Regions from separate parts of the Mus musculus genome. Here region 1 is linked to region 2. A link is a contact called in ENCODE Hi-C or POLR2A ChIA-PET data. All regions are on one chromosome and are shown on one strand. Each heading gives the region's core, a stretch centred on a gene start or an enhancer-like site at or near the end of the contact. The rest is flanking DNA. Distances are from core to core; before and after follow the strand shown.

Region 1 (6,406 bases), core at 1,667-4,166, 1.3 Mb before region 2:
AGAAGAAGAAGAAGAAGAAGAAGAAGAAGAAGAAGAAGAAGAAGAAGAAGAATTTGTAGTAGCTTCTCCTCCAATAGCCATGGCTTCACTAGCACTGAGTAGTTAACTAGCTTTCCATGGTCCCCCTCTCACTGACTGGTTCTTTTGGTTTTTTTAAAGATTTGTTTATTTATTATATGTAAGTACACTGTAGCTGTCTGCAGACATTCCAGAAGAGGGTGCCAGATCTCCTTACGGATGGTTGTGAGCCACCATGTGGTTGTTGGGATTTGAACTCAGGAGCTTCAGAAAAGCAGTCAGTGCTCTTAACCCCTGATCCATCTCTCCAGCCCCTCACTGACTGGTTCTTAAGTCCAACCAGAGAGTTGTTGGTTACTGTGAAAATATGTGTGCCACTACTGCACCTTAGGGTTATATGCCATGCTGGTCATTGATGTGGTTAGTGGGATCATAGCAGGAGAACTTTAGGTTGACTCCCTCAGATGGTGCCCTCTGGTACCAGGAAAGCTAGATTTCAGGGAGGAAATATTCAGGTCAGTTCCACCTCAGGGGTCTCTGGGCCTTGCTTCTGACATGCTTCCTGTATTCAGAAATAGCAGGAACATACCTTCCATCTCAGAGATAACCAAGGGCAACAGGAAGAGGCTGCTGCATGCTTGAGAGTCTCTTGGACAACCCTGGCCAACACCTCAAAAGATGGATTCTCTTTTTGGTATTGTTTGGTACTGGGGTTTCGTTGGGTGGTCTTTAGCTCTCAGAGGGAGCACCATCAGCCCCGGTGAGAAGATGCATTAAAAATATATGTGTGTATTTATTCATGGGTTGATGTGTATTATAGGGTTTCTTGGTAAGTAGGTAATGCAGTATAATTTTTTGTGGCTTTTTACAGAAATGTTTGTTTTTTTCTTTTTGGTTTTTTTGAGACAGGGTTTCTCTGTGTAGCCCTGGCTGTCCTGGAACTCACTCTGTAGACCAGGCTGGCCTCGAACTCAGAAATCCACCTGCCTCTGCCTCCCAAGTTCTGGGGCTAAAGGCGTGTGCCACCACTGCCTGGCAGAAATGTTTGTTATTTCATCCACTTCCTTCTTCTGTATTTACCTCCCTCCCTTTTCCCTAAAGAGGTCCCACGTCCCTATCAGATCAATTGTATACTACTAGTCTCTTTTGCCTTCTTTGAATCTTTTTCGGAATTTACTTTGATCTTCCTCCCTAAGGAACACCTCCCTTCCCATTTCCTTGATCAGGTCACATGTACACTGCCGCTTCCCCCGCTACTGCTCCCCAACCCCCGATCCTGGCAGTGGTTCCACTTTACTCTCCCACTTCTGCAGTTGCTCTAGGATATATGATATGTGAACTCACACCTGAAGGTTTGCAGCTAAGAGCCTCCAATGACAGTGACTTTCCAGGTCTGGGTTACCTCGTTCAGGGTGATCTTTTCTAGCTCCATCCATTTACCTGCAAGGTTCATGATTTATGTGTGTGTGTGTGTGTGTGTGTGTGTGTGTGTGTGTGTTTACAGCTGGACAGCATTCCACAGTGTATATGAACTACATTTTCACTACGTGTTTGTCAGATGTAGGACATTTAGGTTGTTCCATCTCCTGCCTATTGTGTTTGGAGCAGCAATGAGCGTGTCTAAGCAGGTATCTGCAGAGTAACATGTTGAGTCCCTCTGGCATATGCCAAGGAGAGATATGGCTGGGTCATGTGATAGATTTATCTCTTGAAAGTTCTCCACACTGATTTCCATAGTGACTATACCAGATTGCTATCCCACCAACAGTGAGTGAGTCCTCCCCATCCTCTCAGTCATTTCTTGTCAGTTGTTCCATTGATCTTTGCCATTCTGACCAGAATAAGGAAAAATCGCAAAGGTATTTTTATTTTTTATTTATTTATTTTATTATTTTTTTTTTTAAATTTTTTTTTTTTTTTTTTTTTTGGTTTTTCGAGACAGGGTTTCTCTGTATAGCCCTGACTGTCCTGGAACTCACTTTGTAGACCAGCTGGCCTTGAACTCAGACATCCGCCTGCCTCTGCCTCCCAAGTGCTGGGATTAAAGGTGTGCGCCACCACGCCTGGCTGAGAAATATCTTAAAAGAAGAAAGTTCATCTCTAGCAATTAGGGAAATGAAAATCAAAAAAAAAAGAAAAAGAAATTCAAGGTCACACTTGGCTAACCAAATAAGTTCCAGGTCAGCCTGGACTACTTGACTATGTTTCAAAATAAATAACTATCTGATAGACTTGATCAGTTAAATTGTGTTGGTACATACAATGTACTAACTACAGTGCTTCATCTGTGTTAATAGGATCTGGAAATAAAATGGTGGTCCAAGCCCAGCGTGGTGGCCTAATCCCAACACTCGAAGCCTCTATTTGGAAAGACGCATTTACAAATGGTTTATTTCTCCCAGGTCTTCTATTTCTAATTCCTACACTTAGAACACATATTTCAAAGAAATAAATCATGGCGTCTTAAGGTGGTTTAGCGCCGCCTTTAGTCCGTCTACTACGGGCAAGAGAGAACCTCTCCAAGTCGTACTACAACTCCCACAATGCATCTCTTTTGTCCTCCCACACTAGGGAGTGTGCGTCCGAATTCTGGATAACTTCCGCTCTGGAACTATCGTAAACCGGATGTTATAGAGCCTTGTAATCACTTCCTGGTTTGGGAATGTAACATTTTAATCTTCCGCCGGAAGGTTAAATAGTTCCACTGATATTTTTCGTCATAGACCATTTCTAGGGACTTATCACAACCCTACATTTCACAGGAAACTCTAAGTAATTAGGTAAATTCGAGCATAATAGCTGCTAGGGAGTAAATAGAATTACAGGTCGCTGAGGGTTTTTTTTTTCAGCGTGAGCGTAGGAATCTCGTACTATATAAGCGGGTCGGGCAAGCCGCCGGATCCTCTTTCGAGTCTTGGCTCCAAGATGGTGAGTGTCGCCGCGTGGTGAGCGCGCGGGCCTGGGTACTGGGGTAGAAGTAGATCTATGGACGGTAGGGACCTGAAAGTCAGAGTCTTGGAGGAGAAAGTGACAAAGGGTCCGTCCAGCCCGGACTTGGCGTGCTCGGGACTTGTACGGGTCTCTGTCGGGGCTGCGGGCGGCGGCCGGCCAGGAAGGGCTGAATTCTCGCCCCCTTTCCAATAGCGTCTCTTTCCATTCTCAGACCAAAAAAAGAAGAAACAACGGTCGCGCCAAAAAGGGCCGCGGCCATGTGCAGCCCATTCGCTGCACGAACTGCGCCCGGTGCGTGCCCAAGGATAAGGCCATCAAGAAGTTTGTCATTCGGAACATTGTAGAAGCCGCTGCTGTCAGGGACATATCTGAAGCAAGCGTCTTCGACGGTAAGTGAGCCACAGCCGTGATTTGTACAGGGACGAAGAGTGAGGAGGGTGTGTATGGCTCGTTGTCTTCAGCTTGGGGAGAAGGTGCCTTTTGTGGCACAGTAAGCAGGCCTAATGATGGGGTTTTAACTTGGTTTTTCTCTTGGGGTGGAGATTGAGGCTCATGCATGGTAGCCAAACCCCTGCATCCCATCCCTGTGAGAGACTGCCTATTTAGGAGAATCTGAAAAAGCATAATTCTTTAGTTATTGAAAAAAATTGAACAGCTTTTAAAACGGGCAAAGACTGGTTTGGGCAGTTTGTGACTTGGTTTTTGGCGTCTCAGAACTCACTGTGTAGACCTACTCAAGAGATCTTCCCTAGTGCTGGGATTAAAGGCGTGCACCACAGCACCTGGCTGGCTTTTGTCTGTTTGTTCATTGTTTTGTTTTTTTCTTGACCTAACAGTAGTAACCATGAGGCCTGCCAGCAGAGTGAGACTCCCTAACTTGAGCTATTCTCATATTGTGTGGCCCACTTTGGCTTTGAGGATGCCTTGGCCTTTTGAGTGGCAACCTCTAGCCCAAGAGTTGAACTCTTGGTGTATGTTGGGTGTGGTGTTGGTTTCTCTGGTTTTCATTGGGTGTCATTTATCAGTAAAACTTGGAGGTTAGGGTAATCCTGACCAATAGAATAAGAGAATCACAGGAAAGGGCGTCTGTCTAATCTGCTTCTCGATTTCTCAGCCTACGTGCTTCCCAAGCTCTATGTCAAGCTGCATTATTGCGTGAGCTGTGCCATCCATAGCAAGGTTGTTAGGAATCGATCCCGCGAGGCCCGGAAGGACCGAACACCCCCACCACGATTCAGACCTGCTGTAAGTAAATTATTTTAACTTGGGACATACATAGTCTTACCCAGAGAAGTATCCATTAAGGTCTTATTTAGTCTGTGTGGCAGCTACGACCTACATTTAAATTTTAAAAATGCTTGTCTGTTTTGCATAACCTGAAACACTTTTAGTGATGCTAGGTGGGTGGTGGTTGGTTTCTTTGGTTTGAGGTGCTGGGTCCTCAACTTAATGCTGGTAAGTGCTCTACTGTGAACTACATGGGTGGGTGGGTTTGGTTTTTTTTGTTTTGTTTTGTTTTAAGAAGTCTCGCTGGAAGCCAGGCGTGGTGGCGCACGCCTTTAATCCCAGCACTCGGGAGGCAGAGACAGGCAAATTTCTGAGTTCGAGGCCAGTCTGGTCTACAAAGTGAGTTCCAGGACAGCCAGGGCTATACAGAGAAACCCTGTCTCGGAAAGAAAAAAAAAAAGAGGTTTCACTGGCCTTCGCTCACCTAGGACTCTTGATTCTTCTGCCTCTAGAATGCTGGGGTTAAGTAGGCAACCGCAGCAGATCCGAGTACCTCATTTCTAATTTAGCTCATCTCTTGTTTTTCAGGGCGCTGCACCTCGACCTCCACCAAAGCCCATGTAAAGAGGCCGTTTTGTAAGGACGGAAGGAAAATTACCCTGGAAAAATAAAATGGAAGTTGTACTTTACATGGCATCGGAGTGTGTTTATGTCGAGACTCTTGTGTGCGTTTCAGGGGGTCCATAGTGCAGAACTTGGTGCTTTGGGCTCTGTACACCTTATTTTCTAAGGCATTCTCTGCAGGCTGGCCAGCAGTGAGCTCCATGGATCCCGTTTATGCTGCCTGGACTCCCAGCAAGCCATGGGATTACAAGTGTGTTCACTGGGCTCAGCTTATGGACAGGGTTCTGTGGATCACCTGGATCCTTGTAAGACTTAACAAGCCAGGGTTTCTGTTTTTATGGTGCAGGGCACTCACTGGTCCCCGGCCCTACAGACTTTAATGTGACCATAGGATGTTAAAGTTTTAAGCCAGTTTAATTTGTTTTGAGGCATGGTCTCATGCCTTCATGTCTTGCTGGCTTTGAACCTAGATGCCTCAGTACCTGTGAGTCAACCATCTCTGGCTAAGTTGACCACTTAACCTTTATCTGAAAGGAGGCCAAGCTTTGACTGTAGAGCACAGACTGGCCTTCACCCTCTCCCCTCAGCCTCCTAAACACTGGCATTTGCAGGTAGTGAAACACCCACCCACACCCCCACATACACTCCTGGTAGGTACCTGGTAACTTAAGAGCCTGGTAAAAGGTCATTATCATAAAGAGAGGATTTGGAAAAGTTTCAAAGACAATAAAAGTGGGGAGAGGGAGTGGAAGAGATAGCTCAGCAGTTAAGAGCACTCACTGGCTGCTCTTACAGAGGACCCAGTTTTCGTTCCCAGCACCTATGTAGCAGCTCTTAACCTCTGAGCCATCTCTCTAGCCCCTTGTTTGTTTGTTTGTTTGTTTAGACAGGGTTTCTCTATGTAGCTCTGGCTGTCTTGGAACTTACTTTGTAGACTAGGCTGCCTGGAACTCACAGAAATCCAACTGTCTCTGCCTCCCAAGTGCTGGTTGGCACTCCAAGAACCAAGAGACTGGTTCTCATGCCTTGGATCCCAGCCCTGCGAGGCAGAGGCAGGTGGATCTCTGTGAGTTCAAGGCTAGCCTATTCTACAGAGCTTCACCACTACCAGCTAAAGGCATGTACCACCACCCTGTCCCCAAATGTCAATGTGGAGATGCACATCTACAGTGAGGTACACAGCTGCACTCTCCATATTCAGGGTGCTGCAGCGATGGTTCCCATGAATTTGAAGCCAGCCTGGGCCATGTAGTGAGTTCTAGGTCAGCCTCGACTGAAGAGTAATAATGTTTTTTGCTTTTTTTATTTTTGGTGTTTGGTTTTTACCAGACAGGGTTTCTCTGTGTAGCCCTGGCTGTCCTAGAACTAGCTCTGTAGATCCAGGTGGCCTTGAACTCACAGATTCTCCTGCCTCTGCCTCCCAAGTGCTGGGACTAATAATATTGGCTTTAAAAAAAAAAAAGCTAATTTAAAAACAAAAGGGGGAGTTGGGCGTGGTGGCTCACGCCTTTAATCCCAGCACTCGGGAGGCAGAGGCAGGCGGATTTCTGAGTTTGAGGCCAGCCTGGTCTACAGAGCGAGTTCC
Region 2 (6,788 bases), core at 386-2,885:
GAAGACACCAAGAAGTGAGAGACTACGCTAGAGCTAGGGAAGAGAAAGACTTGTTATACACCCGTGAAAGAGAGAGTGTACACTGGGCTTGCTCGTAATCCCAGCAACCCCAGCGTTTGGGAGGCTGAGGCAGGACAGCTGCTGGAGTTTGAGGTCGGTCTGAACTACAAAAGGAAGCGGGGCGAGTTGGGCCTACTGCGGACTAAGACCCCTGGCTCAAAATACAACTGACAACAGAGTGGGGGAGGGGCTGACCAAGGCACTCAGTGTTAGAAGGAACTTGCTAGTGTCCTGACTTGAAGACAGGACTTTAGGACAAACCTTGCCCTGGGCTAGGAGTTAGAACTGGAGAAAAGCAGTCTGCTGACATTCCTTTGGCTGTACTGGATACCCTGTTCCTCCAGGGCCTCTGTAACTCGACTGTCCTTTCTCATCCCCTACGTTGCTTATGGCCACTCTTCCTGCTCCTGCGAGATCTTCTCAGAGCACCTCAGCCTCTTCTCCTCATTGTGTCCATCTGTCCCCCTCTCCCCTCCTCTCTGATCTTTAAGGGAGGGGTGTTGTCTGTGTCCCCCTCTCCTACCTTCAGTACTTAAGGGAGGGAGGCTGTGTCCAGTTCACCACTTCACATAGATCCCGCCCCACCCTGCTGTAGTGCAGGCGGCCGACCAAGCTCTGAGTTATGCTCCAGGAAGCTCTGTAACTCACCACAGCAACTTCTGTCATCCACCAGTGAGACCTTTCTCCTGGCCCTTCCTTGAAGGATTTCAGGGAGCAGGCCTTCACATTGCCCGTGCTGACACTTTTGCACATCTTGTGGGGATGGTGAAGAGGCTGCCCAGAAGCAACCTGGGGTTCCTGAGGCAGATAGAGCTCCTCCAGGGAGCCATGATACAGCTTTGTCCCTGGAAAGAGAGATGTGAAGGAGTGGCAGGTGAGGACAGATATGACCTTGGGAATTGTCTAGGAATGCAGGGCAAGGCTGCCGGGAAGTGACACGGGCCCTAGAGCTAAGAGTGTAAAGGGGACGCCACAGTGGCTTGGGTGAGAACTAGGCTTATCAAAGGAGTCCGCAGAAGGTAAGACAGAGTAGTGCTCTCAGCGCTCAAGCGGGAAGAGTCAGAGAGTCGGAAAGGTGAAGAGGGGGGAGGCTCAAAGCTTACTTACCAGGAGTCCAGAGGGAGCTGTTGTAGGTAGTGTCTGCTGGGTTGTGGCAGCAGATTGATTCCTCTGTCATGTATGCAGCTGGAACAAAGATGGGCCGAGAGCTGGGGGGTGCGCCCAGACGCCTCGCCAGCCACCAGTCTGAGTTGGTCTTTCGAAGCAGTAGGAACCTGTCACCTTCAGCCAGAGACACCTGCCGGCCATCTGCCCCAGTGTAAGTGAACGGATAGAGGGCGCAGAGCTGGGGTCCCTGAGAAGGGCTTTGTAGACTCAGCCCTAGATTTCCCCAGATACTTGGCCACCACCGGCCTGAGAACATGGTGGCTGGCACTGTCACCTATAGGAAAAGGGGGTGCTGAAGTTCCAGAAGGAAATAGGAGCTGGTGCCTCCGTACAGAAGGGCATGGTTTGAAGAGTGTGTGTGAGCGTGTGTGTTTTTGTGTGTGTGTGTGTGTGTGTGTGTGTGTGTGTGTGTGTGTGTGTGTGTGTGCAGGACCCTTAGGGCGAGAGGAAGAGGGGAGAGAGATCAGCACAGGTTTGGGGGGGGTCCAACTTCTGTGTGATGTGTCTGTTGAGGAAGTGTATAAATAAGGTGAGAGAGGATGTGGTCAGCAGCCTACCCAGCAAGCAAGGCAGGGAATCTGAGAAGACAACCTAGCTTGGTGATCTTTAGATACCTTGTCGAGGTTACCTGATGTTCCAGGGTCAGAAAGACCTGATCCTGGATGTTGAAGGGAGCCCTGAGCTGCACATAAGGAGGAAGAGGAGGAGGAGGAGGAGGAGCCAGGCTAAGAGCAGAACACAGACAAAAGTACAGGTGACAATGATGAAGGGAAGGTTATGCCATGACCCGTTTTTAAGCTCACACAGGCCTCAGTGTTCCTGTGACCACCCAAACTGCCTCAGACTCGAAGCTTTGTGTTTCCTGTGCAGACAGACAACCAGAAAAACTAAAAAAACAAGCGAGCAGGAAAGGAAAAAAGAAGAGTGCATATCTCCTTCAGCCCCGTCTAGGACACATTAGGGCGCATGATCTATGCATCAACCTTCTGGAGGGGTCCCCGGGTTTATTATGGGGCTCCGTCCATTTGCAATTCTTGTTGTATGTGTGAGTGTTTGGTCTGTGTGTATGTCTCAGCACCATCCAAATGTCTGCTGCCCAAGGAGGCCAGAAGACGGTGTTGGATCCCTGGGATCAACAGTTACAGGCGGTTGTGAACCCTCATGTGGGTACTGGGAATTGAACCAGGGTTCTCTGGAAGAGCAGCCAGAGCTCTTAACTGCCAAGCCATCTCTCCAGCCTTTTTTATTTCTATGCTTAACAAGAACTGGTTGAGGACTGTCTCCTGTGTGGAAGGAGCCGTCAAGAACTAGAAATGACAAAGGGATGAGCTCCTTAGCAGCTTAGGGGGCCAGACCTTAACTGACCTTAACACAGGAAATTTACTAACTGCAGCTGAATTGGAGACCGTGCACACACGGTACAGAAGTCGATGTAGTGGCTCACGCCTTCAACCCAGCACTCAGGAGGCAGGGGCAGGTGCATCTCTATGAGTTTGAGGCCAGCATTATCTACATAGTGAGTTCTAGGGCTGGAGAGATGGCTTGGTGGTTAAGGGCACTGACTGCTCTTCCAAAGACCCTGAGTTCAATCCCCAGTAACCACATGGAGGCTCACGACCATCTGTGATGGGATCCGACACCCTCTTCTGGTGTGTCTGAAGACAGCTACAGTGTACTCATAATAAATAAGTAAATAATTCTTTTTTTTAAAAAAGATTTATTTATTTATTATATGTAAGTACACTGTATCTGTCTTCAGACACTCCAGAAGAGGGCGTTAGATCTCATTACCGGTGGGTCACCATGTGGTTGTGGGATTTGAACTCAGGACCTATGGAAGAGCAGTCAGTGCTCTTATCTGCTGAGCCATCTCGCCAGCCCATAAATAATTCTTTTTTAAAAACAAACAAACAAACAAACAAACAAACAACATCTAGTTAGTTCCAGGACAGCCAGAGCTATATAGTAAGACTCTGTCTCAAAAATAAATAAAAACATCATGAGAGGTGTTTGGAGACTGACGTCACCTGATGTCGCCCTTTCCCTAGCCGGCAGAGGAACTGACTAGCCTGGGAGTGCCGAGCATCAGAAGCAAACTTCTCAATTCTTTGCTTTTCCTCCACTGAGTGGTGTAAGGTTTTTAGTTTCTGCTTGCAGAGCTGGAGTAGAGGGTGAGTGCCTCTTCGCTCTGGTGATGCGAGACAGCCAAGCCAGCTCCCCTCCCCTGACGTAATCCAAGGTCTGACAGGCTGGTCCTCACCCTCCAGGACCTACTCCCTTAGGTTCTCTCTGTTTCACTGTGGGAAGCATGCCCCCTTCTCTTCCTTCCCTTATCCAGAGGCTGATTTTACCTGTGTGTTCATTCAGATATTTAAAATTATCTTTTTGTTTGCTTGTCTTTCAAGACAGAGTTTCTCTGTGTAACAGTCCTGCCTGGCTGTCTGGAACTAGCTCTATAGACTAGGCTAGCCTGGAACTCACAGAGATCCACCTGCCTCTGCCTCCCAGTGCTGGGATTCAGAACTACCCATCATACCTGACAAAATTAGCTTTCTGTTTGTCTGTTTGTTTGTTTGATTTAAATTATTTTTTCTGGCCCGGCTCACTCCAGCCTATCTATTTATTATATATGAGTACACTGTAGCTATCTTCAGACACCCCAGAAGAGGGCATCAGATCTCATTACAGATGGTTGTGAGCCACCATGTGGTGGCTGGGATTTGAACTCAGGACCTCTGGAAGAGCAGCCAGTGCTCTTAACCCCTGAGCCATCTCTCCAGCTCCCTCCCCCCCCCTTTTTTTTTTTTCCGAGACAGGGTTTCTTTGTATAGCCCTGGCTGTCCTGGAACTTACTTTGTAGACCAGGCTGGCCTCGAACTCAGAAATCTGCCTGCCTCTGCCTCCTGAGTGCTGGGATTAAAGGCGTGAGCCACCACGCCCAACTCCCCCTTTTGTTTTTAAATTAGCTTTTTTTTTAAAAGCCAATATTATTAGTCCCAGCACTTGGGAGGCATAGGCAGGAGAATCTCTGTGAGTTCAAGGCCACCTGGATCTACAGAGCTAGTTCTAGGACAGCCAGGGCTACACAGAGAAACCCTGTCGGTAAAAACCAAACACCAAAAATAAAAAAAACAAAAAACGTTCATTATTACTCTTCAGTCCAGGCTGACCTAGAACTCACTACATGGCCCAGGCTGGCTTCAAATTCATGGGAACCATCACTGCAGCACCCTGAATATGGAGAGTGCAACTGTGTATCTCACTGTAAATGTGCATCTCCTCATTGACATTTGGGGACAGGGTGGTGGTACATGCCTTTAGCTGGTAGTGATGAAGCTCTGTAGAATAGGCTAGCCTTGAACTCACAGAGATCCACCTGCCTCTGCCTCGCAGGGCTGGGATCCAAGGCATGAGAACCAGTCTCTTGGTTCTTGGAGTGCCAACCAGCACTTGGGAGGCAGAGACAGTTGGATTTCTGTGAGTTCCAGGCAGCCTAGTCTACAAAGTAAGTTCCAAGACAGCCAGAGCTACATAGAGAAACCCTGTCTAAACAAACAAACAAACAAACAAACAAACAAACAAGGGGCTAGAGAGATGGCTCAGAGGTTAAGAGGTGCTACATAGGTGCTGGGAACGAAAACTGGGTCCTCTGTAAGAGCAGCCAGTGAGTGCTCTTAACTGCTGAGCTATCTCTTCCGTCCCCTCTCCCCGCTTTTATTGTCTTTGAAACTTTTCCAAATCCTCTCTCTTTATGATAATGACCTTTTACCAGGCTCTTAAGTTACCAGGTACCTACCAGGAGTGTATGTGGGGGTGTGGGTGGGTGTTTCACTACCTGCAAATGCCAGTGTTTAGGAGGCTGAGGGGAGAGGGTGAAGGCCAGTCTGTGCTCTACAGTCAAAGCTTGGCCTCCAAGGCAGTGCACAGTGTGCCTCTCCATCTCTCCTCTGCCTCCTGCTCTCTACCCTTTCTCTAAGTTCTTGGAGTTGCCTACACAAGTGATCTTCACTACTTCACTTCTCCCCCTTTCTAAGGAGACTCCTCCACTCTGCACAGGCAGTGTAATCCTGGGGCTGTTTGATGGTTCAGTGGCACACAGCCCAACTGATCTCTGCTGCTGTCCTCTCCTGTTCCCCTTGTGGCTGATGCTTCTCTGCACCACGAGGGAGAAACTTCCTCCACCCGCCCACCCATTCCTTAAACCACAAAACCCCATCTGAGCTGTGTCCTTTGTGTTTCCTTCGAGATCTTACTCTCTCAAATGGCCTCTGTATCCTGCTATGCACTGTATCTCCAGTCCAGATCTTTCTCTGGGTCTCTGGTCTTATTTGCTGTCCACCTAAAAACGCCACAAGTATTTCACAGGTGCTATAAATTCTGTTTGTACCAAATTGAACATGTTAAACTTCCCTACAAATCTCTTTCTCTTCCTGTGATGGTTTGTATATGTTTGGCCCAGGAAGTGTGGCCTTGTTGGAGTGGGTGCATCACTGTGGGTGTGGGCTTTAAGACCCTCATCCTAGCTGCATGGATGCCAGTATTCTGCTAGCAGCCTTCAGATGAAGATGTAGAATTTTCAGCTCCTCCTGCACCATGCCTGCCGGGATGCTGCCATGTTCCTGCCTTGATGATAATGGACTGAACCTCTGAACCTGTAAGCCAGTCCCAAATTAAATAATGGCTTGGTCATGGTGTCTGTTCACAGCAGTAAAACCCTAACTAAGACACTTTCAGAGCTGATATTCAGCTTTTAGACTTAAATTTAATAAATATCAGTTGAGTCCTTGTTAATACTTATGCTAGGCAGGACCATGCTGATTGTGATGATAAGTAGGGGCTGGTACTCTCTTCTACACTAAAGTGTAGTGTGATAAGACTCACTGTGGTGGAGACAGTACCAGCATCTGATAGAGAAGCACGTGCCCCGTTGTGCCTGCAGAACCCCAGCTGCTTTTTGCCTTTCTCCTCTCCACTCACAGTGTTTCAACTGATTATCAAACACTGAAATTTGTATTTTTCCAAGTCCTCTCCCTCCACTTTGCTGGCAATTGAACCCAAGGCCTTCTGTAGAGCAGACAAGATTTTTCTTACTGAGTCACATTCTAGTCCTTGTATTTATTTTATTTTCTAAAGACGGGGGCTTGGAGCTGGAGAGATGGCTCAGCGGTTAAGAGCACTAACTGCTCTTCCAGAGGTCCTGAGTTCGATTCCCAGCAACCACATGGTGGCTTACAACCATCTGTAATGGGATCAGATGCCCTCTTCTGGTGTGTCTGAAGACAGCTACAGTGTGCTCATTATATACATAAAATAAATAAAGCTTTAAAAAAAAAAGGGCCAGGCATGGTGGCGCATGCCTTTAATCCCAGCACTTGGGAGGCAGAGGCAGGCGGATTTCTGAGTTCAAGGCTAGCCTGGTCTACAAAGTGAATTCCAGGACAGCTAGGACTATACAGAGAAACCCTGTCTCAAAAAAAAAAAAAAATGGTGTCTCACTATGTAGACCTGGCTAACCTGGAGCTCACTCTGTTGACCAGACTGGCCTCAAACTCACAGAAATC

What was found. A loop is a pair of places that touch in the nucleus more often than their neighbours do. ChIA-PET counts read pairs that join two places held with the same protein, here RNA polymerase II (POLR2A).
Region 1: a map of gastrocnemius shows a loop between it and region 2 (20-fold over the local background). The contact joins the promoter of Rps26 here to the promoter of Arhgap9 in region 2. A Hi-C loop is called at or near these places in 6 of 37 maps with a recorded cell type or tissue (T-helper 1 cell, T-helper 17 cell, gastrocnemius and 2 more). POLR2A ChIA-PET finds 5 or more read pairs at or near these places in 1 of 5 experiments (embryonic stem cell).

The regions. Positions count from the first base shown.
Region 1 is chr10:128,623,016-128,629,421 of GRCm38, reverse strand. It overlaps Rps26 (ribosomal protein S26), which reads left to right and starts at 2,916. Exons shown (of 4, transcript NM_013765.2): 1 at 2,916-2,946; 2 at 3,182-3,359; 3 at 4,085-4,215; 4 at 4,786-4,893. The coding sequence starts at 2,944. The coding sequence ends at 4,821.
Region 2 is chr10:127,316,811-127,323,598 of GRCm38, reverse strand. It overlaps Arhgap9 (Rho GTPase activating protein 9), which reads right to left and starts at 1,635. Exons shown (of 16, transcript NM_001285785.2): 1 at 1,168-1,635; 2 at 709-905. The coding sequence starts at 1,483.